Linked DNA regions of Homo sapiens: region 1 is linked to region 2. A link is a loop called in an ENCODE intact Hi-C map of the cell type or tissue named here. Cell type or tissue: pancreas. All regions are shown on one strand. Each heading gives the region's core, and the rest is flanking DNA. Links, peaks and the distances in the headings are about the cores only.

Evidence for each region. Peaks named below come from ENCODE experiments on the same cell type or tissue, not always from the same donor. Only the 100,000 strongest peaks of a DNase experiment are listed, where the experiment ranks them.
Region 1: a loop joins it to region 2, with 3 times the contacts of the local background. A loop is called at or near these places in 81 of 110 quality-filtered maps.

The regions. Positions count from the first base shown.
Region 1 is chr2:56,124,444-56,140,804 of GRCh38, forward strand. The region is part of intron 5 of LOC105374690 (a long non-coding RNA gene); the gene reads left to right. Among named protein-coding and RNA genes, the nearest start is that of LINC01813, 42 kb to the left of the region's middle. In pancreas, for the core only: CTCF peaks have their summits at 6,212 (motif pointing right) and 7,937 (motif pointing left); no DNase peak of the experiment used is centred there.
Region 2 is chr2:55,711,045-55,727,405 of GRCh38, forward strand. No RefSeq gene overlaps it. Among named protein-coding and RNA genes, the nearest start is that of PNPT1, 25 kb to the left of the region's middle. RefSeq lists a silencer at 5,997-6,189 and an enhancer at 12,530-13,031. In pancreas, for the core only: a CTCF peak has its summit at 7,349 (motif pointing right); no DNase peak of the experiment used is centred there.

The DNA.
Region 1 (16,361 bases), core at 3,153-11,152, 410 kb after region 2:
TCTCCTGCTCCCACCAGCCTGACTTCCTTTCCCTAATTAGGACTCCACCCCTCTGCTGAACTACCATATAACTAATTAATTCTTTAATATAGCTACATAATATCCATAGTATGGATATGCCAAAATTTATCCAACCATTTCCTACCAATAGGTGTTCAGATTAGTTCCATTATTTATTTTTTTGGTTTGCTTTGTTTTACTATTACAAATAATATAGCAACAAACATTTTTGTACATATATCCTTAGCTACTGGTGACTTTATTCCCAGATATAAGATGGCTAGATCAAAGGATATGTACATTTAAAATTTTGACATTACTGAATTTCTTTATTAAAAAGTCTTAATTCACATTGTTCAAGTAATGATTAATAGTGCTTTTTTCTCCATATGCCTGTCAGCACTGAGTATTGTCACTCTGTAAGTGTTTACATTTTACATAGTTCTTTTTTTTTTTTTTTTTTTTTTTTTTTTTTTGAGATAGCGTCTCGCTCTGTCGCCCAGGCTGGAGTGCAGTGGTGCAATCTGAGCTCACTGCAAGCTCCGCCTCCCAGGTTCACACCATTCTCCTGCCTCAGCCTCCCGAGTAGCTGGGACTACAGGCGCCCACCACCATGCCCGGCTAAATTTTTGTATTTTTAGTAGAGACGAGGTTTCACTGTGTTAGCCAGGATGGTCTTGATCTCCTGACCTCGTGATCTGCCCACCTCGGCCTCCCAAAGTGCTGGGATTATAGGCATGAAGCACCACGCCCAGCCCTTTAAATAATTCTTTATAATGGATATGTTTATGATGGGCACAATCAGTTTTCCACTGTTACTTTCATTGGCATTTCCTTCACTGCTAGTAAGGCTGAGCATACCTTCACTGCAATGGCAATTTTGAGTTCTTTTTTTGTGAATTGTCAATTCACAGCCTTTGCTCATTCTTGTATTGGGTTGTCTTTTTAAAGGTAGTTTTGTTAGGACCACTTCTGTATTGTAGATACTTTTTTTTTCTGTAGAGGTTCATTTGATTCAAAAACTTATGTAAACATTAAAAAGGATAGTTGAGAACAAACACAGTATATAGTGAACTATTTGGACTTTATACTGCTTATTAAATCTCTAATATAAGTACATGATAAATGTTATGGACTAAATGTCTTTGTCCCCCGAAAATTCATATGTGGAAACTTAACTTTCAGAAGCCCCAGGGGTTCCAGGGATGTTACCCGAGGGGCCAGCAAATGAGACAGGGCTGAGTTCCCATGTCTGTGTCTGCCCCTCTACTCTTCATAACCTCCAGCTCTCAGCTGTCAATAGAACCACTCACTTTTATCCATTTTATGTATTGGAATTTTACATACAATTTATTTGAGGAAAGTCCTGGTGCTTAAAATCAAATTTGAACACCATTGTTTTAAGGAATGTTGCCTTAGCAGGGATAATTCTGATATGAATATTCCACACATTATATTTTGAGGGAGTTCAATAGCCACGTGTAAGAAACATGATAAGAATAATTCCTGATTCCTACTTTCTTGTTACTAATGCTGGAAATTTCTCAGACCTACTAATCTGGGCAGAGGCATTTTAATCTGTGTAGTGGACTGTTATTATAACCATAGTTATGTTTGTCCAGCATGTCCCTTAATCTTCCTTCTCCTAGTCATACAACCCCTGTTTCAGCAGGGAGCCCATCCCATGTGTTTTAGGGTAGATATATGACCCAAGGCTAACTAATTAGAATACACAGTCCACCTGGGTATAGCAAATGTTTCAGAGAGGATACATGATTAAGTTAGGCCAACCGGAGCCTGCCCTGAGATTTTTATTGGAATTATTGGGAAAATGGATCTGCTTGTTTCACTAGAACCACAAGCTGTAAGGATTAGGTAAACCTAGAGCTGCTGGTGGTTCTCTTTGCCATCACATAGGAAGAGTGTACCTTAAAATGAAGCCGAGACCAGAAAGGCAGAGCTGAGAAATTGAGGGATTTCTGAAGACACCGTTAAGCCCCTGGATCCAGCTATTCCTGGAGTTGGTTTGCCTCTTCAACTTCTCATTTATGCAAATTCCTTTTGCATTTGAGTTGAGTTTCTATCTCTTATAGCTCAGAGCCACAGCCTGCTCTCTGCATGATTCTTGCTGGTGGATGTCCTGAGCCAGGTTGTTGGGGAAAGAGAAAAGAATGAGCCCCTTCATGGGGAAGCAAACAATATTGAGAGGGGCTGCAGAATTGTGTAGAAAGTTGGAAGATATTGAACCCCCAATGAGGGACAGGCAGGGTAGAACATGAAAGAGAGGGGAGGTGAGATCAAAATTGCTGTGTTGCCCATGGTTCCCCTGAGATGTGAATACCTGTACTTTGAATTCCTCACTCCTGGGGATCTAAACCCTTGGGGGCATTTTGCCTCCATTTCCATGCATATCACTGAAGGCCTTTCTAATAGCGTGTTATCAGAAGACCTTGCACGAGTCAGTGTTCTGGACTGTGAGCAACAACTCAGGCAGGGAGTGGAGAAGGGCAGGACCATGAGATGGACTGGAGGAGCAGGAGGGTAAGCTGACAAGAGGGTGCTCTGTCAATGTTACCTGAGGCAGGACTGATTGTAGGAGAGCAATGGAGCTTAGAGGAAACTGCAGATGCAAGCACTGTGATGATATTCTTGGATCCATCAGAGACAATTTCCAGGGGAAGCAAAAGATCCAAGGAAGCAATGTCACAAAAAGGCAGATGTCTCTGCATTGTGATCCATGCCAGGGTCTCAGACCTTGCTGGTTGATTACATCATCCCTGTGATAAAGCAGTCAAGCAAATGTGTAGTCACCAGAATTCAGCATTTAAATGTTATTGCTATTTTTAAGGCTTACAGGTTGACATAGATTCAGTTCTGACTTGTGCACCCTGCGTTTATTAAAACAATTAAGTCTGTCTTACCTCCCCAACTCTGTCCTTCTATCCTTCTGTGTTTGTTTTATTTTTTCAAGAGGGCAATATTACGCACCCAGTTCACACACATCAGCCAGAAATTTTCATTCACCTACTGCCATTTTGCAGTCTCAAGTGAAAGCAATGGTAATCAAGTTATGGGCTGGAAATGTGATTCCTCTGTGGGTAACCAGGATGTTCCTGAGTAGCTGCTTCAGAGAGGGGCCAGGATGGGGCATACATCATCTGAACAGTGGGCCAGGTCTGGCAGCTGGTTCTTCACTGAAGCTATCACTTATTGCCATGGTTCCCAGTGGCAGCGTCAATAAGATCTCAGGGAAGGATAAACGGGAATGTAATAAATGGTGCAGCTGAAATAAATGCAAATGGAAAATCTGCAGGATCATCTGCCCAGGAGCAGCAGGTGAAAGCAAAGATAGAAACTCGATGCTTTCAATTAATAGACTGGCTAGCTGTAGGCGGGTAATTCCATTGTTAGAAACTGCCTGTTGTCACAATCCTGATACAGTAATGACTTCTTTTATTCCCTATAAAGCTGAAGATGTCAGAAACTAAAAATTTCCATAGCATAAATCATGCCTTTTTCAGCTTGTGACAGCCACTGTCTCAAACTCAATTAGTCATTGTGCACAAGGAAAGCCGAGATCATCACAGATTCACACATGCTTAATGGATAAAGCATGACTGGGGAGAGATTTCCTCTGTTTAATTTCTGCTGTTCGTGTTCATTGGTAGATCACATGGCTATTAAAATAAATAGGGCAGTGGAAGTTTCTTTTGGGCAGGGTTAAGCAGATGTTCTTTATTTAAAAAGATTGAATGCATTTTATCCTAGAGAGAAAATTTGGGAGGCAGAGGAAATGAAAGAGGCATCAGAGGGTATAAAGAGTGTTTATTTAGAAAGCTTGTCTCATTGCTTGAATGCAGACCCTTCCCATTGGGATACCTATCTCTGAACCTCAGAATGTGAGCACCAGAACAAAGCCAGACCTCTGGAGGACCAAAGGGCTGACTCAGATGCTTCTGGGGAAAATGCTGAGCAAGAGACGAGGATTGTTTTTACTGATACTAGAAAACTGGAATTGCCTGGACTTCTTTCGCAATTTCTTACACAGTGATGTCTCCGCTACCTGTGTCTCTTGGAGTACCAATCATCATCATTTAAAAAAATACCAAATGATGGGTTTTTTTTTGTGTGTGTGTGTGTGTGGTTTCTTAATGCTGTAGCACTGGTTGGGTCTAGACTAGAGTTGTGAATACAACTGAAGTCTGGGAAGCAGTTTTAAAAAGTACTTCTTCTTCTTCTTTTTTTTTTTAAATAGCTCAAACTATTTATCTAAATCTTTCTAATTGCTTTGCTTGTCTGTGTTAGCATTGTCTGCTTTTTGTCTTTTTTTTTTTTTTTTTTTTGAGATGGAATCTCATTCAGTTACCTGGGCCGGAGGGCAGTGGTGCAATTTCAGCTCCCTGCAACCTCCATCTCTCGGGTTCAAGCAATTTTCGTGCGTCAGCCTCCCAAGTAGCTGGGATCACAGGTGTGCACCACCACGCCCAGCTAATTTTTGAATTTTTAGTAGAGACAGAGTTTCACCATGTTGTTTAGGCTGGTCTCAAATTTCTGACCTCAGATGATCTGCCCACCTTGGCCTCCCAAAGTGCTGGGATTACAGGCGTGAGCTACCATGCCTGGCTTTTTTTTTTTTTTCTTTTAAGACAGAGTTTCGTTCTTGTTGCCCAGGCTGGAGTGCAGTGGCGTGATCTCGGCTCACTGCAACCTCTGCCTCTTGGGTTCAAGCGATTATCCTGGCTCAGCCTCCTGAGTAGCTGGGATTACAGGTGCCTGCCACCACGCCCGGCTACCTTTTTGTATTTTCAGTAGATACGGGGTTTCATCATTTTGGCCAGGCTGGTTTCGAACTGCTGACCTCAGGTGATCCACCCACCTCAGCCTCCCAAAATGCAGGGATTGCAGGTGTGAGCCACCATGCCCGGCCTTGTTTTTAAATTTTAAATTTTAAAATTAAATTTAAAACATTTTAAATTAAATATTTAAAATTTAAAATTTGAAACCATGGGGCCTATTTTTAAACACAGTCAAGGGCAATGTTGTATAGAAAGAGGTTCTTAGGATCACAGCAGTCTTCCTCATGGGTTTATGAAAATGTTTTGAGGAGTCCAAATATCTAGGAGGTGGTTAAGGGCAGGGATTACTCCTATTTTAATCTGCAAAAACTGAGGCTCATGGGGCTGAACAGTTAGTACCAAGTTCTAGATCTCCTAAATCTCAGGCCTGACTCCTTATAGGAGAGGCCAATGTTGCCCAGATAAATAACTGGGGAGTGGATTAGGTGTGGGGTCAAGGCTAAGGCTGAATACCTTCCTATCATTAGCACTGAAAGTCCTATGGCCTGGGAAACCCCTCAATCATAGGCAAACTGGGACAGTGGGTCACCCTACTGCAAGATCGCAGTTGGCCTATCTCAGATGTCACGTACATCTCTAGATCCTTTCTCTTCTGTAATCTTAAGTGTGTTTGGAAGCTGGCTCTTAACCATGTGTTACCAATTAAACTCCTAAAAGTTCAGATTTGAGATTTCTGTGTGATTCTGGGTTATATTTTTCTGACAGGTCTAACAATCCTCTTGGGTGCTTTATCTCCTGAAAAAAATAACAAACATGTCTGGGCCGCTGAAGTCACCCTGATTCCTCTCTATGGGCCCAACAGGCTCATTTGATTCACAAACTTGTGTAGATGAATCTGAGAGATGAATATCTGTTGTTCTCTCTGGCTTGGAGCATATGAGATGCCATATGACAATCTTTTCTTCTAAAGAATGGGGATAATAATTATCAACCTCATAGAGTTGTTTTAAGTATTAAGGTAATATAAGAAAGGTGCTTAGAATAGGGACAAGCACATAGTAAATATTCAATAAGTATTAGGAAAAAGAAAAACTTAAATAGTACTATAGAAATATAGGCTATTGACTGAATTGTCATTGTCATTGTATTCGGCAAATTCTCATGATAGAGGATTTTCAGTCTGTGGAGAAAACATATTAGAGGTTAAGATTAAAGTCTTTCAGAGTAAGTGAGGACTTCCCCAGGGAAACCCAACCTGGGAGTCAGATGGCATAGGTCCCCCACAATTAAAACATGCATTCTTATATATTCTTACGTGCTTGGGAAGCCACTAAGCTGTGCCTGTAAACTAGCCAAACTTCAGAGCTCTAGCTTTGTGTGGTGGCCTGTGGGTGAGGATTCTACCACCAGAGGGAGTTGAAGACCCAATTCAAACTGGATTAAGCAACTAGGAAATTAAATTGCTCATGTACCTGGAAGTCTAGAAGATCATGCAACTGATCTTCAGGGTTAATAGTGGCTTTAGAGTATAATGCCAAACTCATTGAAGTTCTCTACCATTCAAGATGTCAGCTGTGAGAAATGAGGGGATCAGAACCAAGTGTTAATCCTTTCTCCCAGCAGAGATCAGAGAGCTAGGAAAGGTGGGGATAGGGGCTGCGGAGGCCCGTCTCTTATCTGGAGAAGCCAGGGTACCCAAACTCAGAAGCGTATGGAATCTAGCGTCAGTGGGGAAGGAAGGTCACCATAGTAAGCAGGGCTTGAGGTAGATTTCAAGAGTGGGGGTATAAAGGTCATGGAACTCAACATGTGAGGAGATGAGAGCAGTCATGGACAGGTTAATTAGATTTGAGATGGGGACTACTGTTTGGGCTGGGTGCTGCATGTTTGTTCATTCCCTCAGTGCACTGTAGATGGAGGGTGTGCCGGTAATATTTAAAGAACAAGGGTGGATTCACCTGAGAAACAGTTCAGGGCAGGGCTTTCCTTCCAGTAGGGGAATAAGAATGCATTCACGTAGAGATTGGAGGGTGATTCTTTCTTGCTCCAAGGATCTCAGGTGGGTACTTCTTTCCCAGGAATGCTGCACCTGGGCTAAGGGCAGCAAGCCCAATCCTGGACCCTGTATAAGTAGGACTGGAGTTCCTAACTCACTGCCAGGCTTGAAGCAGGGGCTAGTTCTTCATGAGAGACTGGCAAGATATTTGCTCACCTTCTTACTTTTCTCAGAAGGTAAATTAAAATTTGTTAGGGCTCATAATTCCCAATGCTAGGGTCCTTTCCCATCTCAGTTACTGGTTTCTTTGCTTACCAGTGTACCAGAATTAATTTACCTGTAACACGGGGCATGTTCTACTCATCGTGGCAAAGGAAGCCAGCAGAGACAGAACACGTGGGCTGAAACTATGGTTATAAGTCACTGAGTTGTATTCTGTCCAAAATACTTAAAAGTAGATGGCCAAACTTCATTAAGTATAGAATGTTTGAAAATAGCCTTTCCAAGAAGGGAAAAATTTTCTTGAATGTAAGGATTATCAAGGAATTGGATGCTACAGAGGAGGAATTGTCAGAAAGGAGGCATCGAGACAGGTTTTGTCATATAAGCCAGAAATTGATCCTGGGAGTTTTTTCCAGAAAATGGTTTTCTAAATGTTTTTAAAAATAGCAATGTAAATGAATCAACTTGATCATCCATAATCTCAAACATTTGTCATTTTGAGGGGTAGCACTCAGGCTAACACATGGTAGTCTGACATGTTTGTATAAAAACATTCTAATTACTTTCTTATACCTTATTTTAGAACCTAATTTAAATTTAAATTTTCTAAACTTTATATTAGGCATGCATCAAAAATATGCATCAATTTTTCTAAAATTTAAACTAGAAAAATGTTTAAATTTAATTTAGATTTTTCTAAATTTTAATTTAAATTTTAAATTAGAGGTTTAAATTTTAAAAAAATAGATGCATATGTTAGGTGCCCAGTGTAAATTTTTGCTTATTTATCTGTTTTTGATGAACAAATACTCCCACATTCTCTTCAGTCTGCATTGATTTTCTGGGCTGGTTGCACTGAATTTGTAGTCAGAAAGTAATTGAAAGTTGTAATGGGGTGCCATCTACTGGGGAAATAGAACATAGATTAAAAAACAGAATTGATAGGCGTTCCCACTGCAAAAAAGAATGTGATGAAGATGATGTAAAAGAAAACATGAAAAAAGATGGGAAGTTTACATTTTGCATAAGACTAGAAAAATTTTATTTGAACTCAAATATGCTTCTTTGATATACTACTTTGTTTTAACACTAGCACAGACACTAGATATCAAAAGAAACCCTCTGTTTATACTTAAAATCCGAAAACTTTCAAATGGCTGAGATCTTTGAGACCAACCAGTTCAACACCCTCATGTTACAGATGAGAAACGGGCTCAGAGAGGAGAAGGGATTCATCAACTCTCTCCAGTTAGGTAATGCGGACATTTATATCCTCTCCTCACCAAGATGGTCCTCACTTAGATGAAGTAGCCATTTGGCAAAACATAATGATATAAAGGTCACCAAGAAGTTATCCAGGGCCAAACAGAACACCTCTCTGGCTGACTTGACAGATTGTTAGAAAGCCTCATAATTAGCGTTGCTCCTTTGCATGGGAAGTGATGTTTATTCATTTGTACTGTAAGTTCCCACAGACGCCTTCAGGACAATAGGATTTTCTCTGATTATTTGCTGTTTACCTGCTTATTTAGAAAGTAACCAGCAGAACTGCTGCTTTAGATCTAATTCTTTTTTTTTTTTTTGAGATGGAGTCTCCCACTGTTGCCCAGGCTGGAGTGCAGTGGCGCGATCTCGGCTCACTGCAACCTCCGCCTCCCAGATTCAAGCGATTCTCCAGCCTCAGCCTCCCAAGTAGCTGGGACTATAGGTGCATGTCACCACACCTAGCTAATTTTTTGTATTTTTTAGTAGAGACGGGGTTTCACCTTGTTAGCCAGGGTGATCTCGATCTCCTGACCTCGTGATCCGCCTGCCTCGGCCTCCAAAAGTGCTGGGATTACAGGCGTGAGCCACCAGGCCTGGCTTAGATCTAATTCTAACCAAGAGAGGGTGATGAGTGGGAAGAACATTATGAGAATTGATCATGGCTTCCCAAGGCAGTAATATCAGGGAAGAAAGATGGGACTGGTGAGGCATAGACCTGGGTTCTAGCATTCAGAGCAAAGTGGGCACTTAGAGGGAAGAGTGTGCGTGAAGGATGGGGAGCTCTCAAAACCACAGTGCTCTGACTCCACAACTGCAAATACACCCAATAAGGAGTGATACGGTTTGGATCTGTGTCCCTGCCAAACCTCAGGTTGAAATGTAATCCCAGTGTTGGAGGTGGGACCTGGTGGGAGGAGTTTGAATCATGGGGGTGTATCCCTCATGAATTGCTTAGTGCCATCCCCTTGGTGATGAGTGAGTTCGTATGAGATCCAGTTGTTTAAAAGTGTGAGCCTGGGTGACAGAGGGATACTGTCTCAATAAATAAATAATAAAATAAATAAAAAGTGTGTGGCACCTTCCACTCTCTCTCTCTTGCCCCTGCTCTCACCATGTGATATGTCGGCTCCTCCTTTGCCTTCTACCATAAGTGTAAGGTCCCTGAGGCCTCCTCAGAAGCCAAGCATCTGCCATGCTTCCTGTACAGTCTGCAGAATTGTGAGCCAATGAAACCTCTTTTCTTTATAAATTACCCAGTCTCCTGTGTTCCTTTATAGCAAAGCAAGAACGGCCTAACACAAGCAGTAATTAAATGGGTGCTTAGGGAAGCCAGGGCGGCTACACATGTTTTTCTCTGTTGAACTCTGATTTCCAGCGAATACTTAGAAAAGAAACAGGAAGGAGTGCTTGGCCAGTGATAAGAGGAAGGCTTATGAGAACAGTATTATATAGCCTCTCATTTCCATGAGCTTGTAAGAAATGCTCGGGGCAACAAAACTCAGAAAATTATTTTTAGAGTAATCCCCACAAGAGGGGGTAGGGAACGGGCCTGCTTCTTTGGAGAGATTCTTGCATGCTGACCAATAATATAAATGCGCTCCTTTACTTCTGTTCATCTTCATTTTTTGCAACAAAGAATGATTTTCGAATTGAAAGCATAGAACAAATGTTAATAAAAGGGAATGGAAGTTCAGACTGAAAAAAAGCCATGTCAGCTAGTAACAGCTACACATTAGAATGCTTCCTACATTCAATATTTTACATATATTATCTCATTTAATCTATACAGTAACTATGGTTTTAGGCACTATCTTATTTAGGTATTAGGAACCTCAGAGAGAGAGAGATGAAAGTATTTGTTTACGTTCCCTGTAATAAGGGGAAAGGAAGGCGGCACACAATTTATCCTCAGGCCATCTGATCTGGAGCTTGAGAGCAGAGCTGCTCAATTACTGGGCCTCCAGAGTTCCTTTGGGAGGTCAGTCCTCCTGGTGCAGATACAGAACACCCCAGCCTATGAGAGAACTTGCACTGTGAGCCATGGCAAGGGGCTGCAAATCCAGGAATGGGAAAATGTGTTTCTCTTTTGAAACTTTTCCTAAAAGAGAGAGCGAGAGCGAGACAGAATAAGGCATATTCTGCACATTGCAAGTTAGTGAGCTTGGTGTAGATGCTGGGTGAAATCCTAAGATAATAGGGTAATAGCCCTAAGTCTTAAAAGGTTATTGTATAATAAACACCTGGGAAAGGAAGCAACCAATCCAAGCACCCAGTGAGGGTTCGTAACTGTGCCATCATTTACTCATTCAGAAAATCCTGACGGCCTACTATGTGCCTGCTGCTGTGGTGGGCACCCTGGCATAATAAACAGGGCCTCCCCTCAACATAATCTCAACTAGTGGAGGGAAGACACGATCACTAATGATTGCAATGCTATGGAAACATCAGATAGGTATGGGTTCGTTAGTAGAGATAATGTGCCTCAGGGAGGCACACAAACTAGACTAAAGAGAAAGGAAGCAGAGAAGGTATCCCAAGGGCTGGGCTCCTTTTCCTTTCATTAAAAACATTTTTTTAAAGTCACTTTGTAAAAATTTTAGGCTGAACTATATGAACCATATGAAATTGCCATTTTTTAGGCCACAAATAAGCAAATATTGGCAATTTTATATGATCCAATCTAATCCAAAGTTTTCAAAGTCCAACAACACAACAGCACTACAAATAGGTTTTAATATGAAATGGGCAGGAGGTCCCTGCTTCGCATCTTCCCACCTCAGACTCCTTTTCCCCAAAGGCTGCCATTCTCAAGTCTTATAGATAGCTGTTTTTAGCTATTTCCTTCGCTACATATTGCCAAATAATATATGTTACTGTCATTTCTGGATTTTCCATTTTAACTATCTATTGAATTTCTGCTCTGAGGATGAGGATTTAACACTTATGCCACCCCTATCGTACATGCCTGCATTCTCTGCCCTATCTTACATTACTATATTATAATTTCTAGTGAGATCACGCTTCATATTTGCATCATTAATGTCAGGAGGGAACTCATGATATTTTCTTCCATGAGGTGGGATTTCTGCTAAACATTTCTGTGATCTCTCTGCGCCTTTACTCATTAATTCATTTGCTTCTCTTTAGGGAAGGAAGAGTGGCTTAATCTGGTTAGTGAATTTGGATCACCCCTTTTTCCTTCTGCTCTCTGGAAGCTATTTAATAGCAAGGGGAGAGTGTTCCTTGCTGCTCCATCTAGGCAGGGAAAGTCCAGCCTTGTCTTGGCTTGGGCAGGGAGTTTGGGGAGCAGTGGGAATCTGCCTAATTCTGAGATTCAAGGCTCATTTGGTTCTCATACCTAAACTACATTAGCCAAATAGGCCTTTTTCTTTTTAATAGACAACAGAAATTTATTTCTCACAGGTCTAGAGGTTGGGAAGTCCAAGATCAAGGCACTGGCAGATTTGGAGTTCTGGTGAGGGTCCACTTCCTAACAGACAGCCATCTTCTCACTCTAATCTCACATAGTGGAAGCTAGTGAAGCCTTTATCACTAGAGGGAAATAAGGGTGAGGTTTTGTCCTTCATCTAAATTTTCTGATTTATTTGCCAATTTGTTTAAAACTTGGGTGAGAAATAAGAAAATGATTTACCAGTTTCCTTGGAAGGACCCGACAATTATAATTACATACTTTTAAATTTACTCTCCTTTTCCTATAGTGTTCTTTGTTTTTTCCTAGAGCTATGAACTGTTTCTGTTTATTTGAATAGCCCATCTGTAAACTCCTGAAGGCTGAAAACACCCCTCTATAAGTTCAAGTAATCTCTTGCACTCCCCAACGCCAATGCCCCCGCCCGCCACCTTTGAGATGAACCTTTTGGAATCCTCCTACCTTGCTTGCAATCATTTCTGACCCTTCTCTGGCCCTGAAGCCTGGCTGTTACCCAGAGGCTCCCCTCACCGTCATCCTGGGAATTTGGTTCACTTCTGTGTTTTATCCCTGGCTTCTTGGATTACATGACTTCCTGTTTCTTGTCTATATTCTACCCTCACACTTGACTAATGATTTTGCTAAGTATAGAATTCTGTGTTCAACAGAATTTCCCTCAGAACCTTGAAGGAACTGTTTTCCAGAAGCCCAGTGAGTGTTATGAAATTTCACAATGATGGGCATTTTGCAGGACATCTGGTAGGTCCTTTCTATTTTAGAAACACATTCTTCTTTCTAAGTTCTGAGAAATTTTTTGCATAATTTCTTTTATAATAGTTTCCCTGCATGTTCTCTGATCTCATTTTCCACACCACCCCCTCCTTCCCTGGAACCCTTGCTGTCCTGATGTTTGACCATCAATCCTCCAATTTTCTTGATTTTTTGCTGTCTTATTTCCCACCTTTTTGTCATTTTGTTTTACTTTCTATGAGATTTCTTTTTCTTTTATTATTATAAGTTTTAGGGTACATGTGCACAACGTGCAGGTTTGTTACATATGTATACATGTGCCATGTTGGTGTGCTGCACCCATTAATTCGTCATTTAACATTAGGTATATCTCCTAATGCTATCCCTCCCCCACCCCCCTACAACAGGCCCTGGTGTGTGATGTTCCCCTTCCTGTGTCCATGTGTTCTCATTGTTCAATTCCCACCTATGAGTGAGAACATGTGGTGTTTGGTTTTTTGTCCTTGCGATAGTTTGCTGAGAATGATGGTTTCCAGCTTCATCCATGTCCCTACAAAGGACATGAACTCATCATTTTTTATGGCTGCATAGTATTCCATGGTGTATATGTGCCACATTTTCTTAATCCAGTCTATCATTGTTGGACATTTGGCTTGGTTCCAAGTCTTTGCTATTGTGAATAGTGCTGCAATAAACATACGTGTGCGTGTATCTTTATAGCAGCATGATTTATAATCTTTCGGGTATATGCCCAGTAATGGGATGGCTGGGTCAAATGGTATTTCTAGTTCTAGATCCCTGAGGAATGGCCACACTGACTTCCACAATGGTTGAACTAGTTTACAGTCCCACCAACAATGTAAAAGTGTTCTTATTTCTCCACATCCTCTCCAGCACCTGTTGTTTCCTGACTTTTTAATGATCACCATTCTAACTGGTGTGAGATGGTATTTCATTGCGATTTTGATTTGCATTTCTCTGATGGCCAGTGATGATAAGCATTTTTTCATGTGTCTTTTGGCTGCATAAATGTCTTCTTTTGAGAAGTGTCTGTTCATATCCTTCACCCACTTTTTGATGGGGTTGTTTGTTTTTTTCTTGTAAATTTGTTTGAGTTCTTTGTAGATTCTGGATATTAGCCCTTTGTCAGATGAGTAGATTGCAGAAATTTTCTCCCATTCTGTAGGTTGCGTGTTCACTCTGATGGTAGTTTCTTTTGCTGTGCAGAAGCTCTTTAGCTTAATTAGATCCCATTTGTCAATTTTGGCTTTTGTTGCCATTGCTTTTGGTGTTTTAGACATGAAGTCCTTGCCCATGCCTATGTCCTGAAATGGTATTGCCTAGGTTTTTTTCTAGGGTTTCTATGGTTTTAGGTTGGACATTTAATCCATCTTGAATTAATTTCTGTATAAGGTGTAAGGAAGGGAACCAGTTTCAGCTTTCTACATATGGCTAGCCAGTTTTCCCAGCACCATTTATTAAATAGGGAATCCTTTCCCCATTTCTTCTTTTTGTCAGGTTTGTCAAAGATCAGATAGTTGTAGATATGTGGCATTATTTCTGAGGGCTCTATTCTGTTCCATTGGTCTATATCTCTGTTTTGGTACCAGTACCATGCTGCTTTGGTTACTGTAGCTTTGTAGTATAGTTTGAAGTCAGGTAGCTTGATGCCTCCAGCTTTGTTCTTTTGGCTTAGGATTGACTTGGCAATGCAGGCTCTTTTTTGGTTCCATATGAACTTTAAGGTAGTTTTTTCCAATTCTGTGAAGAAAGTCATTGGCAGCTTGATGGGGATGGCATTGAATCTATAAATTACCTTGGGCAGTATGGCCATTTTCACAATATTGATTCTTCCTACCCATGAGCATGGAATGTTCTTTCATTTGTTGGTAGCCTCTTTTATTTCCTGGAGCAGTGGTTTGTAGTTCTCCTTGAAGAGGTCCTTTGCATCCCTTGTAAGTTGGATTCCTAGGTATTTTATTCTCTTTGAAGCAATTGTGAATGGGTGTTCACTCATGATTTGGATCTCTGTTTGTCTGTTATGGGTGTATAAGAATGCTCGTGATTTTTGCACATTGATTTTGTATCCTGAGGCTTTGCTGAAGTTGCTTATCAGCTTAAGGAGATTTTGGGCTGAGACGATGGGGTTTTCTAGATATACAGTCATGTCATCTGTAAACAGGGCAATTTGACTTCCTCTTTTCCTAATTGAATACCCTTTATTTCCTTCTCCTGCCTGATTGCCCTGGCCAGAAGTTCCAACACTATGTTGAATAGGAGTGGTGAGAGAGGGCATCCCTGTCTTGTGCCGGTTTTCAAAGGGAATGCTTCCAGTTTTTGCTCATTCAGTATGATATTGGCTGTGGGTTTGTCATAAATAGCTCTTATTATTTTGAGATACGTCCCATCAATACCTAATTTATTGAGAGTTTTTAGCATGAAGGGTTGTTGAATTTTGTCAAAGGCCTTTTCTGCATCTATTGAGATAATAATGTGGTTTTTGTCATTGGTTCTGTTTATATGCTGGATTACGTTTATTGATTTGCGTATGTTGAACCAGCCTTGCATCCCATGGATGAAGCCCACTTGATCATGGTGGATAAGGTTTTTGATGTGCTGCTGGATTCGGTTTGCCAGTACTTTATTGAGGATTTTTGCTTCGATGTTCATCAGGGATATTGGTCTAAAATTCTCTTTTTTGGTTGTGTCTCTGCCAGGCTTTGGTATCAGGATGATGCTGGCCTCATAAAATGAGTTAGGGAGGATTCCCTCTTTTTCTATTGATTGGAATAGTTTCAGAAGGAATGGTACCAGCTCCTCCTTGTACCTCTGGTAGAATTCAGCTGTGAATCAGTCTGGTCCTGGACTTTTTTTGGTTGGTAAGCTGTTAATTATTGCCTCAATTTCAGAGCCTGTTATTGGTCTCTTCAGGGATTCAGCTTCCTCCTGGTTTAGTCTTGGGAGGGTGTATATGTCGAGGAATTTATCCAGTTCTTCTAGATTTTCTAGTTTATTTGTGTAGAGGTGTTTATAGTATTCTCTGATGGTAGTTTGTATTTCTGTGGGATCGGTGGTGATATCCCCTTTATCATTTTTTATTGCATCTATTTGATTCTTCTCTCTTTTCTTCTTTATTAGTCTTGCTAGCGGTCTATCAATTTTGTTGATCTTTTCAAAAAACCAGCTCCTGGATTCATGGATTTTTTGAAGGGTTTTGTGTGTCTCTATCTCCTTCAGTTCTGCTCTGATCTTAGTTATTTCTTGCCTTCTGCTAGCTTTTGAATGTGTTTGCTCTTGCTTCTATAGTTCTTTTAATTGTGATGTTAAGGTGTCAATTTTAGATCTTTCCTGCTTTCTCTTGTGGGCATTTAGCGCTATAAATTTCCCTCTACACACTGCTATAAATGTGTCCCAGAGATTCTGGTATGTTGTGTCTTTGTTCTCGTTTGTTTCAAAGAACATCTTTATTTCTGCCTTCATTTCGTTATGTACCCAGTAGTCATTCAGGAGCAGGTTGTTCAGTTTCCATGTCGTTGAGCGGTTTTGGGTGAGTTTCTTAATCCTGAGTTCTAGTTTGATTGCACTGTGGTCTGAGAGACAGTTTGTTATAATTTCTGATCTTCTACATTTGCTGAGGAGTGCTTTACTTCCAACTATGTGGTCAATTTTGGAATAGGTTTGGGGTCATGGTGAGCAGAATGTATATTCTGTTGATTTGGGGTGGAGAGTTCTGTAGGTGTCTATTAGGTCCCCTTGGTGCAGAGCTGACTTCAATTCCTGGATATCCTTGTTAACTTTCTGTCTTATTGATCTGTCTAATGTTGACAGTGGGGTGTTAAAGTCTCCCATTATTATTGTGTGGGAGTCTAAGTCTCTTTGTAGGTGTCTAAGGACTTGCTTT
Region 2 (16,361 bases), core at 4,296-12,295:
TGTGCAGGTTTGTTACACAGGTGAACGTGTGCCATGGTGGCTTGCTGTGCCTATCAATCCATCACCTAGTTATTAAGCCCAGCATGCATTAGCTATTTTTCCTAATGCTCTCCCTTCCCCCACCCCACACCCTGACAGGCCCCAGTGTGTGTTGTTTGCCTCCTTTGTCCATGTGTTCTCATTGTTCAGCTCTCACTTATAAGTGAGAACATGCAGTGTTTGGTTTTCTGTTCCTGGTTAGTTTGCTGAAGATAATGGCTTCCAGCTCCATCCATGTCCCTGCAAAGGACATGATCTTGTTCCTTTTTGTAACTGCATTGTATTCCATGGTGTATATGTACCACATTTTCTTTATCTAGTCGATTATTGATGGGCATTTGGGTTGATTCCGTGTCTCAAGATCTAGAACCAGAAATACCATTTGACTCAGCAATACCATTGCTGGGTATATACCCAAAGGAATATAAATCATTCTATTACAAAGATACATGCACATGTATGTTCATTGCAGCACTCTTCACATTTATCATTTTATTTAATTGTAGAGCATGGCCATGCAGACTTGGCCTAATATAAATTCATGAGCAATGTGCAACTGGGAATTCAAGTGATATATAAGACATTGTTTTCTTTCTTTCTCTCTCTTTCTTCCTTTCTTTCTTTCTCTCTTTCTTTCTTTTTTTTTTTTTTCGCGGAGTTTTGTTCCTGTTGCCCAGGCTGGAGTGCAGTGGTGTGGTCTCGGCTCACTGCAACCGCTATCTCTCAGGTTCAAGCGATTCTCCTGCCTCAGCCTCCCAAGTAGCTGGGATTACAGATGCCCACCACCACACCTGGCTAAATTTTTTGCATTTTTGGTAGAGAAGGGGTTTCACCATGTTGATCAGGCTGGTCTAAAACTCCTGACATCAGGTGATCCACCCGCCTCGGCCTCCGAAGTGCTGGGATTATAGGTGTGAGCCGCCGCGCCTGGCGAGACTCTGTTTTCTCTTGAGAAATTTGCAAGGAGACATATGAGTATAATGAGTCTATATTTTGAGATATAAACTTATTCCTCTCTCCTAATATTTTATGCTATCCTACCATTGTCCCCAACCTAGGAAGTAACTAGGGTACTTTAAGTGCCCCTAGGAGAGATTGTTAAAAAGAAGAAAGAAAATAATAAATACTTTTTGAGTTTCAAAATACATACAGACCATATTTTGAAAGAAATGCTTTGTGAGAAAAGGGGCATAAAGTTCTGCATGCCATAAAAAGTAGATTAAGAAGAATATGGAATGATGTGAGGAGCATTTTTCCAGTATTTTGAAAAGACAGCCTAGAGAGAAGATAAATGCAGGTTGGAGAGGGGTGGTCATAGGGACTTAAAACTTGAGGATCTGTAATAGAGGAGACTTGAGCTGAATGAGTTTTCAGTCCCCCAAAGAGCCATATTCACTTGTGCCTCAGTGATTTTGCTTATGCTGCTTATACGTTTGTATGCGGCTCAGCTGATGTTTCTGTTGGGAGGCCTGCTTTAGCCTACCCGAGTCTACCGAGTTTCTGTAATAAGTAAAGGGTTAACTCAGTAGGCCTGGGTTCCTCAAATTCTGCACATTCCAAAGGTCTTCAGGAAGGGTCCTTGAATGGTTCCTGGGAGGTAACCTCTGAGCCCTTAAAATATCCTTTCTGATAAGACTGTCTTTGTGTACCTGAGACTTTGGTTTACGTGGCTAGTTTATGCTAACAATGTGATTTATGATAAATGCCTGTTTTTGTGTGACTGAGGCCCTGGGCCACACTGTATCAGTTTGACCTCTGGAAGGAGGCTGGAGATAGAGTAAGTAGAGTTGGTCATGCAGGTATCCCACACCTATGTGACTGACCCCAATAAAAACCTCTGAACAAAGGCTTTGTGGGGTTCCCTGGTTGGCAACACTTTGTGCTTGTTATCACGAATTGTTTAACTGGGGGAATTAAGTGCTGTCTGTGAGATTCCTCTGAGAGATGACAACTGGAAGCTTGTTCTTGGTTTCTCATGGAGTCTGCCCTATATACCTTTTTTTTTTTTTTTTTTTTGCTGACTTAAGTCTGCATTCTTTTGCTGTAGTAAACCATAATTGTGAGTGTAATAGCTTTTCTGAATCCTGTGAGTCCTTTCAGTGAATCATCAAACCTGAAGGTGATCTTGACACTTTTTGATAATTTTTTTCTGTAACAATTATCACACTGTTCATTCATTCATTCATTCATTCATCCATCCATCCATTTAACCAATGAACTATTGAAGCCTGCCATGTCCCAGGGATTGTGTTAAGCCTAGAGGTATAGGAGTAAACATAATAGGCACAATTCTTACCATCAGCGAGTTTATAGTCTGGTGGTGAAGGAGAGAAGTAAACAGATAAATACAATTCAGCGTAGTAGCAGCTATGATGGGCATAGTGCAGGGTGCCATAGGGAGCAGAGAGATAAGAGGCCAACACAAACTAGTGAGGAGGGTGTCAGGTCAAGCTTCCTAGAGTAGGTGAAGAGCTGCTTGCTAAGTAGGCAAGTGATAAAGGGGTAGAAAAGAGTGATTAAAGCAGAGGCAACACATATATAAAAACCAGGAAGTGAGAAAAGTGAAGTGATTTTATTTTATCTGGAAAGGAATTTTTGTGGTTGTTGTTTTGAGACGGAATCTTGCTCTGTCACCCAGGCTGGAGTGCAGTGGCGCGATCTCACTGCCACCTCAGCCTCCTGGGTTTGAGTGATTCTTGTGCCTCAGCCTCCAGAGTAGCTGGGATTACAGGCACCTGCCACCACGCCTGGCTAATTTTTGTATTTTTAGTAGAGATGGGGTTTCACCATGTTGGCCAGGCTGGTCTCAAACTCCTGACCTCAGGTAATCCACCTGCCTCATCTTCCCAAAGTGCTGGGATTACAGGCATGAGCCACGGCGCATGGCCTGGAAAGGAATGTTTGAGGGAAAAAGTGGCAAGAGATGAGGCTGGAGAAATATGTAGTGGCCAGAGTCAAGTAAGCCATGGTATGCTTCTCTTAAACGGATGTGAAGAAGTCTAGATTTGGGAGAAAAAAGGTGAGTTCAGGTTTGGTCATGTTGATGTTGTTTAATGGTTTCTTCTTCCCTTCATCTGTAAGTTCCATAAGGTCAGGCAATACTATTTATTAAATATAACTTATTCTGTTGTAAGCCAATAGTATCATTCCTAAGATGCTTATCACTACGAAAAGTATATTATCAAAACCATTGTTTCCGGAGATTAAGGAAATTAGGAGTTGGAGAATTTTTAGAGGGGCAGTATCAAAGTTATTTTTGCTGCAGGGATTTCAATAATAAAGGAATTTTGAATATAAATATCTTTAGTTATTAGATGCTAAAAATAATAAATTATATTAAAACTGACAAAATAAACTTCTTCACTTTCATTACATTCCACTCCCTCCACTTATTCTTTTCTTTAATCTTTGGCCTTGACCTGGCAATTTTACTTGCAGCATACCTCGTAAACATCAAAGGTAAACGTAAGAGCAAACGCATTGCCCAGGTGAATAAATACCTTAGAGTAGCCACTCATTCCAGCAAAGTGGCTTTGTGTCCTATGCTTTTATACATGTAGTCAGCATCAGTTCTGTATCACGATCAAATTATTAAAGTACTGATCACATTATGGCCTAGGGAAATTATGAAAATTAGCACTATTGGAGAAATGGTTGCTATCCATTCCCCCATGATATGAAATGGCATCTTTGTAATACACTCAATTCCTATATATATTTTGTTTGTTTGTTTGTTTTGTTTTGTTTTGTTTTTTGACAGTCTTGTTCTGTCACTCAGGCTGGAGTGCAACGGCATGATCTCAGCTCACTGCAACTTCTGCCTCCCAGGTTGAAGCGATTCTCCTGCCTCAGCCTCCTGAGTAGCTGGGACTACAGGTGTGTGCCACCACACCTGGCTAATTTTTTTGTATTTTTAGTAGAGACAGGGTTTCACCATGTCAGTCACTTTGGTCTCGAACTCCTGGCCTCAAATGATCTGCCTGCCTCGACCTCCCACAGTGCTGGGATTTCAGGTGTGAACCACCGTGCCTGGCCCAGGAAGCTATATTTAAAATAAAACAAAACAAAAAAACTCTTCAGGAGATTCTGATATTTAGCCAGCTTTGTGTATGATGACTATAGATGATGTAAAGATATGTACTATAAGTCAGAATTCCTCTCTAGAAAATCAGTCCTGAAAGTGAGATGGCATGAACACAGCATTTCAGTTTAACCAACATTTATTGAATGTATGAGACACTGGGCTAGGAGATGGAGCTATAAAGATTAGTAAGTCATGGACTTTGCCCTTAACTCTGTTAATGAAAGAAACAAACACACAGCCAGGTAGCTTCAAAAGAAACCATGGTGGTCCGGCATGGTGGCTCATGCCTATAATCCCAGCACTTTGGGAGGCGGAGGTGGGCAGATTACTTGAGGTCAGGAGTTTGAGACCAGCCTGGCCAACATGGTGAAACCCCATCTCTATTAAAAATACAAAAATTAGCTGGGCGTGGGGGTGGGTGCCTATAATCCCAGCTACTTGGAGGCTGAGGCAGGAGACTCGCTTGAGCCCAGGAGGCAGAGGTTGTAGTGAGCCAAGATCACGCCATTGCACTCTAGCCTGGGCGACAGGGCTAGACTGTCTCAAAACAAACAAACAAACAAACATGGCAAGGTGCTATGATAGAAGCCCTGTGCACAGACTTCTGCTTGCTGAAGAATTCCAGGAAAGCTTCCTGAGAAAGATGAATTTTGAACTCAACCAGAATGACATCACCAGGTACAGAAGTGGAGCTGAGGATGCCAGAGGCCACTCCTGGCCCGACTCATTGTATCCTGTGTGACTAGCACTCCTGGGGTAATGCAATGGGGGCAGTTCTGGAAGAGGGGTCTTGAAGGGAAGATCAGCCCAGGCAGAACAGAGGTGGAGAACTGTAAAACAGCAGAGTGTGTTTAGGGAACTGGAATCAGTTTGCTCTTACTGTACTGTAAACTGTAGATGGAAAGTGGTAAGATGCAAAACTAGAGGATGGGTGATTCTGTGCTGTGGATCCGGGACTGCACTCTGTAGGCAGTGGAGAACTATAGGTGGGTTTAAGTAGGAGAGAGATGTAAAGGTCTGAATTTCCAAGATGTCTCCTGTGGTAGTGTGGAGGGTGAACTTGAGGGGGTAAGATCAGAAGACAAGAAAGAGACTAGTTGCTGTAGTTCCATGAGTGATGAGGATGACAAGAACTAGGGCATTGCAAGAGGGCAGAATGGGTGTGAATGTTAGAGATGTTCAGGGCATCCAGAATTTGGTTTATGATTACAGTAAAGGCTGAGGGGAAGGGGGGACTCCAGGATGACTCCCAGGTTTCTGAGAGATTTAGAGTGTGAGAGAAGATGATGTCATTTTTTTTTTTTTTTAGACAGTTTTGCTCTTGTTGCCCAGGCTGGAGTGCAGTGGCATGATTTCGGCTCACTGCCAGCTCCGCCTCCCGGGTTCAAGCGGTTCTCCTGCCTCAGCCTCCCAAGTAGCTGGGATTACAGGCACCCGCCACCACGCCTGGCTAATTTTTGTATTTTTAGTAGAGACAGGATTTCATCATGTTGGCCAGGCTGGTCTCAAACTTCTGACCTCAGGTGATCCACCTGCCTTGGCCTCCCAAAGTGCTGGGATTACAGGCGTGAGCCACCGCACCCGGCCATGATGTCAGTTTTTGGTCATGCCAAGTCTGAGGTACTTGTTAACCACCTTGTTCTGTAATACAAGGTTGAAAGTAATAAATGACACAGAGGAAACAGAAATAGAACTCAGAGGAATAAAATAAAAAAAGACTCAGAAGAGGATAAATAATTTCTGGTTTGCAGAATTAGGAAAGATAGAATCATAGAGAAGGATTGGTCTAGGCCTTGAAGGATTGGTAAGATTTGGATATGGGGATATGATGGGAGGGAATTGTCCAAGTGAAGGCACAGTCACCCTCAGGATATTGTTTGGGAACAACTGAGACTTCCTGTTTGTGTGACTATAGAGTAAGCTAAAGCCAGATGAGGAGGATGTGGCTACCACGGTAAGTCGGAGCCAAGTCCTGAAAGGCACTGGGGTTGTGTCTCTAATGAGCACTGGGCTTCGCATTGGGCTTCGCATTAGGCAATACTTTGAATGGGACTATGCTTTAGGAAAAATAATCTCAGGTATTATATAAGATACATTAGAAGTAGAAAAATTAAAGGCAGAGAGGAGTCAGGACACTACACCAGGATGCCAGAAACAGGAATGGAGAGGAGGGACCAGTGACTAAGAAGAGCGGGAAATTATTGCCTTTGAGAGTGTGGCTCAGGTCAAAGGTTAAAGATGGTTGGATTACAAGGGATTGAGAAGATGGTACTGCCTCTATAGAAATAAAGGCGTCTAATAGAAAAACAGGTTTATACTGAACCCCTAGATCTGGCTCTGAACATTTAGGTACGTGCTGTACTAATTTGAATCCAGAGAGATCCATGTAGTGGGTCAAGACACTTTACAAAGTGCAAAAGTTAGCTTTACGAAATGTCAAGTAAATGGAAACAAGGCCAGTTCTTTCTTTTTCTTTCTTTCTTTTCTTTTCTTTTTTTTTTTTTTTTGAGATGGAGTTTTGCTCTTGTTGCCCAGGCTGGTGTGCAATGGCACGATCTTGGTTCACTGCACCCTCCGCCTTCCAAGTTCAAGTGATTCTCCTGCTTCAGTCTCCTGAGTAGCTGCGATTACAGGTGCCCGCCACCACACTGGCTACCTTTTTGTATTTTAGTAGAGACAGAGTTTCGCTATGTTGGCCAGGCTGGTCTCGAACTCCTGACCTCAGGTGATCCACCCTCTTTGGCCTCCCAAAGTGCTGGAATTACAGGCATGAGCCACCGTGCCCAGCCACAAGACCAGTGATTTCTACAAAAGTCTTATGTGTTTTCAAACGAGACCAGCATAATATTTACAACTTGAGGTAATCTCAAGAGTTCACTAGAATTCTATATTAATAAATTAATAGATTGTTAAAGTGCTTTGGATTCTATAATGTAAGTAAAGATACTTTCTGCCATCATAAATAATTGATTGAGGCAAGCAAGAATCATCAATGGATGCTTAAACTAGTGGGTGAAAATTCGAAGAGTAACAGATATTTACACGATCTAAAATTTAGCTTTCTTCCATTTTTCTTCATATTTGTTTTTAATGCACAAACCATTCGCCAGCTTCAAAGAGTTAAAAGAAAATAATGGAAATCTCATTTATTGTTCAGCATACTGGCAGCCTTTGGACACTAGGAGAATTCATTTCCCACTAGAGGGCGCTCAGGTGTTGCTTAATTCACCTCTTCAGGTTTTTGCGACCTCCTTTGTAACTCAAACTGTAAAATGGAATTTTAAGTTTTATATTTGTGGGTGAACTTAACTAACATTTTAGGATTAATGTAGCAACAACATTTTAAAGCTTTGGGGTTCATATTAAAAATAATTACCCAAATGACAGCAATCAAAACTCCCTCCAAAAATAAAAAATAAAAAATAAACTTCCACCATCCCCCAAATCAATTGTTTTTGTTTTCCAGCAAACATTTCTGGTCCTGGTTCATCGCAGGTTTGAGAGGCACGGTTTCTTCTCCATTATTTACCTACTCTAGAACCACTTTATAGAAGGTGGAGGTGGGGTGGGTTGGCCAGGGTGAGATAAACTCTCAGTTTCAGAATGTGGTGCAAGGCGCTGACACTCTTGTGAGTCCTGCCTTACATTAGACTATGCGAATGGTTCTCAAAGTGGCAGCCCCCCCACCAAGCAACGTCAGCATCACCTGGGAACTTGTTAGAATGCAAATTCTTGGGCCCCACCCCAGACCTATTGAATTAGAACTTCTGAGGGTGGACCTATTGGTCTGTATTTGAACAATTTCTCTGAGTGATTCTGATGAATGCTACCGTTTGAGACCCACTAAGCTAGATACTTGGTTTTTACAGGGCAAACTGCTTTTGGGCAATCAGAGCTCAGGTTTTATCGGTTGGTGCCCTCTCTAAGAATCAGGAACAGACTCCCTCCAGGCTAGGTCTCAGACCCTTAGGCAAATGGCAGTCAGGGTCAAGGTGGTTTTCTACCTGCTTCAAGTTTCTAAAGAGAACTTGTCTTTCACCAGTCTCAGCAGGGGCACCAGTCCATAGACCATTCACATATAGACGGCACCATGAGAGTCAGTTAAGAATTTATGGCCAGGTGCAGTGGTTCACGCCTGTAATCCTTGCACTTTGGGAGGCCGAGGTGGGTGGATCACCTGAGATCTGGAGTTTGAGACCAACCTTGCCAACATGGTGAAACCCCATCTCTACTAAAAATATAAAAGATTAGCCAGGCATGATGGCAAGTGCTTGTAATCCCAGCTACTTGGGAGGCTGAGGCAGGAGAATCGCTTGAACCTATTGGGGTAGGGGGTGGAGGTTGCAGTGAGCCGAGATTGTGCCATTGCACCCTAGCCTGGGATTTTCTTTTAATCCCAGCTCTCCCGCCTAATAGGACTGACTGTGAGCAAGTTACTTAACCTCTCTTTAAATTTCACTTTCTTTCTCATTTGTAAAATATGGGTGATAATAATCATCTAACAGAGTTAGTGTGAGAGAAAGGAATACAATCAGAAGGTAAATTGTGGAAATAAGGCACCATTATCTGTATATTACTGTTCCAGGAAATGCTGTAGTTATAGGGTAGTTCTAGCCACATGATAGGGCTAGATACACATTAGTTCCCTTTCTTGCAAAGCTTTGTACCTTTTGAGTATTCAGGACCCTTTTAAATTGTCAGAGTGGGCTGGGACTGGTGGCTTATGCCTGTAATCCCAGGACATTGGGAGGTCAAGATGGGAGCATTGCTTGGGCCCCGGTTTTCAAGGCTGCAGTGAGCTATGATTGTTGCCACTGTGCTCCAGCCTAAGCAATAAATAAATAAATAAATAAATAAATAAATAAAATGAAATAATAAAAATAAAATAAAAAAATAAAAAATAAAAAATAATCACAGTGAATTATGTTCTTGTACTGTTTACTTCCAGCTTCACACTCCAGCTCCTGGATATCTGGAGTGGTTGGGAGAGGGTTCTATTTTCCCTCCTTTTCTCACACAGGGGTCTTTTGAGCCAGATTTTTTATTCTTTTCCCCTCCAGATCACAAAGCTTATACTTTTATTGCAGAAAATCTGCAATATTCAATAAAGCATAAACAAGGAAATGAACATCACCAGTCCTTCTCCAGAAGAAAGCATCATTAATGTTTTGGAGTATTTCCTGCTAGACTTTCCCCCCTCTGCTTATATAAAATTGCTATCATAACTCACGTTCAATTTTCCTTGCTGCCTCAGGGCTTCTTTAGATGCGATTCTCTTGGCCGGGCACGGCTTTCTCTGGCTTTGGTTGCTCCTTCTTTCCCTACCCTTTCCTCCCATCCCAGCCCACCCGGATGCTTCAGATAAGGTGAGGTCTCCCTGCTAGACGCTTTCAAAGCGTGCTGTGCTCACTCTGGACAGCGTTCCTCATGGTCTGTAATTATACATTTACCTATGTGATGGTGTGAGTTGTCTCTGTCCGTGGCTGAACTGCAAGCTCTGGGAGAGTAGGAGCTGTGTCTGATTTACTCACAACCGGATGCCAAGTGCCAGCACAATGCTGGACACATAGAGTGCCCGCAACAAATCATTTTTGAATGAGTGAATAAGTAAATGAAGAATTTTGTAAGCATTTTTTCCGCACTGGACATGATTTTATTTTATTATTTATTTATTTTGGGCGTGATTTTAACTGGTGGATGTCCGGGGATAGATGAGGTGTTCTCTCAGGATTTCAGATAACTCCATGGATGTCTGAAGCAGCCTGTTATGGCGGAAGGATTCCTGTTCTGGAACTAAAGAAAACCGCGTCCCGCTTTTTGCTTTACCAGTTCCTCTGATCTCGAGCAAGTGACTGAGCGTCATTTTCCTTAGTTACTCTGCTTCTCTCCCAAAGAATCTCACACATTAAATAAAAAAGTGCATGACAAAGCCCTTCTCAACTGCAAAGGTCCATAAAAATATGTAGAGAAGGTTGTTCAAAAGATATTTTGCTTTATAGATAAATGGAGCCACTTGCTAATTAAATTTGCACTGAGGCACTAACTTTGAAACTTAAAATTGATTGTTTCCAAGACAATCTCCCGTTTCAAAGCTTAATAATTAGAAATAATTGTGAGTCTAAATGTCTTTACTAGCCAAAATACATTAACTACTACTTTATTTCTTAAGGGCAGACATTGTAGAGTTTGTTTCCATTTTGTAAAGATTGCAATAAATAATTATGATATGTTGTGACAATAGAAACTTAGATTTATGTTTCTTTCAAATTTCATTGTGCTGAGGTAGTCAAGATATTTTTTGACAGACTAGCCAATGAATGTAAATTACATAGATTATTTTAAGAACAAACCTTAGTTTTAAATTTTTTCTTTTTTTAATAAAGTAAGCTTTTTACTGATGTATAGTGTACATACAAAAGAGTGCTTAAATCATCAGCATTTTGAGGGATGTTCACAAATGAAATAGGCCTAATGTAATCAACAGTAAGATAAAAAAATAGAACATGCCCAGTATTTAGAAGCCCCTCCCCCTATGCCTTTCCAGATATCACCCCAGGAAGAAAACCTTTATTCTGACTTCTGTCGTCAGAGACTCGTTTTTCTGGTTTTAAGCCTTTACAAATGAAGCCATACACTGTGTTGTAACCGTTTATGCTTGGCTTCTTTTACTCAAAGTTATTCATCCATTTTGTTGCCTGTAACAGTAGTGTGTTATTCTTTTTTCTTCTTTTTTACACTGCAGGAATATGTTTATTTTTGAGATCTATTGCGCATCATGATGAATATAGTTAATAATAGAACATTGTACATTTCAAAATTGCTAACAGTGTACATTGCAAATGATCTCACCCCAAGAAATGTTAAATATGTGGGGTGATGTATATGTTAGCTGGGTTGACTCAATTATTTCACAATGCATTCAAAGACCATAATAGCACTTGGTATCACATTACATATATAGAATTATAAATGGTCAACTTTAAAATTTTTCTTATTTATATTTATTTATTTATTAATAAAGACCGGATCTTGCTATGTTACCCAGGCTTGTCTTGAACTCCTGGGATCAAGTGATCCTCCAGTCTTGGCCTCCCAAAATGTTGGGATTACAAGCCTGGGCCACTGAACCCACCCAAACCCTAGTTTTTGAATATACTCTATACCTTATTCAACAAGAAAGGAATATGGTAAAATTTGGAATTTCCAAAATGGAGCTAATATCTTTGTGATATGATTAATATTCATATTTAAAGGTTGGATGAAAGAAAGTTTTCCACCAAGGTCTTGGATGCCAAGAATTAGAATAAGTAACCCCTATAACTAAGTTTTTTTGATTGATTCTGTAGTTTTCCATTGTATCTTAAATAATTTCCTTTCTGTTTTAGGTTATATGATGGTGCTTGAAATGTATATACATTGAGGACATAAAACATCTTGGAGAACAGATAAGAATTGAAAGTATGGTAGAAAGAAAGACCAGTCTCTTACTATCTGTGAAAATTTGTGAGTTCATGGATAAAATGAGGCAGTGTTTGCTGATTTTATCTTTTAATAACTCCAACACACTCTACTGAAAAAGAAACATTTTTCTTTTCTTTCTTTGTAACACCAATTAGTAAACACATAGCATTTTAGAAGAGGAAAATACTTTAAAAGTTCATTGTCCTTGTTTCATAGATAATATCTAACATTTACAAAGAAATTTACAATTGCTTCCAGATAACATGATTTCATAGAATCCTGAGAACTCTATTATTACCCTCAATTTAAAATGAGGAAGTGGAGACTCAGAGGACTTAAATGACTTACCTAAGGTCACAGAGATAAACATAATAATGATGGATAATATTAATTGAGCACTTACTCGATGCCAAGCCTTCCTCATGCATGATCACATTTAATCCGCAGAATATTCTTATTACCTCTTACATAATATGTGACAAGCTAGCATTATAAATCTGTGCTAAGAAACTGGCATAACTGACTTTTTTTCCTGGATGCTCTTCTATAGACACAACCTAAATATTAAATAAAATCAATATGATTTTATGTATTTAGGATAGTATCACATTGTGTATGTATGATGTTGATTGGTTAAGTAAATAGTATTATAGTATTCTCATTTTACAGATGAGATATTATGGACATGGAGAATTAAAGACTCCCATAGTAGTACTGTGCTAGCTGACACTGATGAGCAGAGGCAAGAATCCAGTTCTTTTCACCACACTAGCTTCCTTTTCTCTGAGATGTGTCTCAGAATGTGGAGTGGGCAATTGGTGACTTGGATCCAAAGCTAAGGACAAAGAGGCACCAAGAATCTCACATTCTGAGTATTGCAGGCCAAGTACCTCCTCCAGGTTTAGTAAGAGTCAGGCAAACTGACTGGGCATTCCCCTAATCATCGTCTGAGACTCAACCACTTCTTATGCCCAATCCATCTACACTTTTGACTAGACAGGGAAGACAGGCATGTGATGAGAGTGTCAAGTCTTTGGTGAAAAGTACAGTGGCTCCTGCTTTGAAGCCAAAGACTGGGTGCCCTGAGGACCATCTACAGAGAGTGGGATTAAATGAGAAGAATGACATCTTATTTCTTAGCTCACACCAGCTGATCTGACCTCAGTGCCTGTGAGAGTAAGGGAATGGAGAATTGAGATAATGAAGCAGAGAGAAGTGAGGCAGTGGAGCAGGCTGCACCCATCTGGTGCTATGACAGTGCTGTATGGGTATTCCAGGGGTCAAGAAGCCACCATGGAAGTAGCCGGACTTGATTTGACCTGCCAGTACTCTACTCAAAAGGAGTTGGGGGGAATGCCAGGGGAAGCAACTGAGGGTGTAGTAGAGGAGCTGGGTGGAGGGTGCTCCCACAGCAGGAAACTCTGCCCTGGGGAGACTCCTGCAAGTCCCCAATGTAGCCCATGGAAGAGCCAGTGTTGGGACACCCACCACACAGAGACTAATCGACATCACCAGCCAAGAGAAGACCACAGCTGCAGCACTGAATGAGACACTGTTCCTTTCTATCTCTGCATCTACTACAAGCCACCACCCCCAAAGCCCACAACTCAAGAGGGAATGAAGGTGGAGACTGTACTCCTTTTCCATTTCAGGTCCTGGCCACAAATGCCTGAGCTATCTACAGGAAGGGAGGATTGGACTTCTTCATTTCAAAGCTGTGAGAGAGCTGCGCAGAATGTTGTTAAGCGGTGAGAAAGGGAGGTTCAGTGGAGCATGGTTAAGGTAGTAATTGGGGGAAAAAAGGATACTTTATACTTGCACTCTACTGAATTCAGGTTGTGTAGAATAGACATTACATATGCCTCTCTCTCTGTATATAAATATAATAACCAATATTTATGTATAGCTTTGCATCCTTTTCAAATATGCAGAAAGTCTTATGGGATGATATTATCAGGAACCAAGTAGCATTTTAAAAATTATTGCATATCCAAGTGATGAAATTAAGGAAACATGGGCCAAAAAAAAAAGGTAACCTCCTCTTTTCTTCTGAGTTTTCCTTTTGCCCCAGCAGATGTGTTGGCATCTGACCTGCCGGGATGCTAAGACATCCTGACTGATAGACCATTAGATTCAATCAAACAGTCAGTATTCAATTAGTACCTTCCATGGCAAATACCATAGGAATGAAAGAGTATATAAAAAATGGTCCTGGCCAGGTACAGTGGCGCACACCTGTAATCCTAACACTTAGGGAGGCTGAGGCAGCTGGATCACTTGAGTCTAGGAATTCGAGACCAGCCTGCACAACAGGGTAAAACCCTGTCTGTACAAAATATACAAAAAATTAGCTGGGCTTGGTGGTATATACCTGTAGTCTTGGCTACTCAGGAGGCTGAGGTGGGAGGATTGCTTGAACCCAAGAGGTCGAGGCTGCAGTGAGCCATGATCATCCACTGCACTCCAGCCTGGATGATGGAGTATGATCCTATCTCTCTCTCTCTCTCTCACACACACACACACACACACACACACACACACACACACACAGTTCCCTGCTTTCAAGGTGGTGACACTCTAGATAAACGTACACTCATTAAAGATAGGGCAGCATATGACAAGTGCCACATGAATCAAAGTGACAGCAAAGGTAATGTATGGCTTTAGATTACCTAGAGACCCTCTTGCACTGGTTGCCTGACTGGAAAAGGTGAGGCTCTAATGGTGCCATGAAGGATGGGTGAGAATAAGAGTGCAAGGCTAAAGGGCTGCTACATGAGCAAATGAGCAGAGACCAGCGTAGCTGGGAAGTCACATTTGGGGACACTGAGTCCCCCTCAAAGAAATTCTGTAACAGCATCCTTTGCAAGTCCTGGAAAACCCAACTAAAACTGGCTTGTATTAGGGCATTTATTAGTTCATATAACTAAAGAGAACTAGAGGTAGAGTGTGCAGGAGTGTGTTAATTTGGGTTGTAGCTCTGTTTCTATGTGAGCCTCACTGCCCTCTCTACCTTCAGCCTGTTATTCTTGGTTGTTAGATGGCTCCCTGGGTGTATTGGTTATCTATTGCTGCATAACAAAAAACCCTCAAATTTAGCAGATTAAGCAGTAAACTTTTTTTTTTTGAGACAGAGTTTCACTCTGTCAACCAGGCTGGAGAGCAATGGTGACATCTTAGCTCACTGCAACCTCTGCTTTGTGGTTTCAAGTGATTCTCATGTCTCAGCCTCTCGAGTAGCTGGGATTACAGGCACGCACCACCACGTCCAGCTAATTTTTGTATTTTTAGTAGAGATGGGGTTTTACCATGTTGGCCAGACTGGTCTTGAACTCCTGACCTCAGGTAATCCACCCACCTCGGGCTCCCAGAGTGCTAGGATTACAGGCGTGAGCCACTGTGCCCGGCCAAGCAGTAAACTTTTATTTATTTATTTATTTATTTATTTATTTATTTATTTATTTATTTTTGAGACAGAGTCTCAGTCTGTCGCCCAGGTTGGAGTGCAGTGGCACCATCTCGGCTCACTACAACCTCCATCTCCTGGGTTCAAGCCATTCTCCTGCTTCAGCCTCCTGAGTAGCTAAGATCACAGGCGCCCACCACCACACCCAGCTAATTTTTGTATTTTAGTACAGACAGGGTTTCACCATGTTGATCAGGCTGGTCTCGAACTCCTGACCTCAAATGATCCTCCTGCCTTGGCCTCCCAAGGTGCTGGGATTACAGGCATGAGCCACCGCACCCGGCCAGTAAACTTTTTTTGTTGTTGTTACAGTGTCTCACTCTCTCACCCAGGCTGGAGTGCAGTGGTGTGAACAGGTTCACTGCAGCCTCTAACTCCTGGGCTCAAGTGATCATCCTGCCTCGGCCTCCCAAAGTGCTGGGATTAAGGGTGTGAGCCACCATGCCTGGCCACAGTAAGCATTATCAGGCCTGGCACGGTGGCTCACACCTGTAATTGCAGCACTTTGGGAGGCTGAGGTGGGTGGATCACTTGAGGTCAGGAGTTCAAGACCAGCCTGGGCAACACGGCAAAACCTCATCTCTACAAAAAAATGCAAAAATTAGCCAGGTGTGGTGCCACGTGCCTGAGGTCCCAGTTACTCAGGAGGCAAAGGTGGGAGGATCACCTGAGCCCAGGAGGTTGAGGTTGCAGTGAGCAGAGATTCTGCCACTGCACTCCAGTCTGGGTGACAGAGTGGCAGAGTGAGACCCTGTCTAAAACAACAACAACAACAACCAAATAAAACATTTATTCTCTGGAATAAATGTCAGGAACCTAGGTGCAGCTTAGTAGGTGGCTCTGTCTCAGGGTTTCTCGTGAGGCTGCAATCAAGATATCAATCAGGCTGACCATCTGAAACTTTATGGGGGCTGGAGGATCAGCTTCCAGGCTAACTCACCCTGTTGTAATGGAGACTTCAGTTCCTTGTTATATGGGCCTCTCTATACAGTCTCTCATGACATGGTAGCTAGCCTCTCTCAGAGCAAATGATGAGGGAGAGGGGTGTGTATTATAACACAATCTCAGAAGTGATATACCATCACTTCTTCCCTACTCTATTGATTATGCAGACCAGTCTTGCCAACCCTGATATATTGTGAGGCGGGATTATTCAAAGCTGCAAATATCAGGAGGCTGGAATCATTGGGGCCATCTTGGAGGCTGGCTACTACATCTGTCCTATAGGATTTCTTATTTATATCCAGAATAAAGTTGCTTCTTTTTAGCCATTGAACAAAAGTTCTCAGATTTTCTCTGATTGTGCCATCT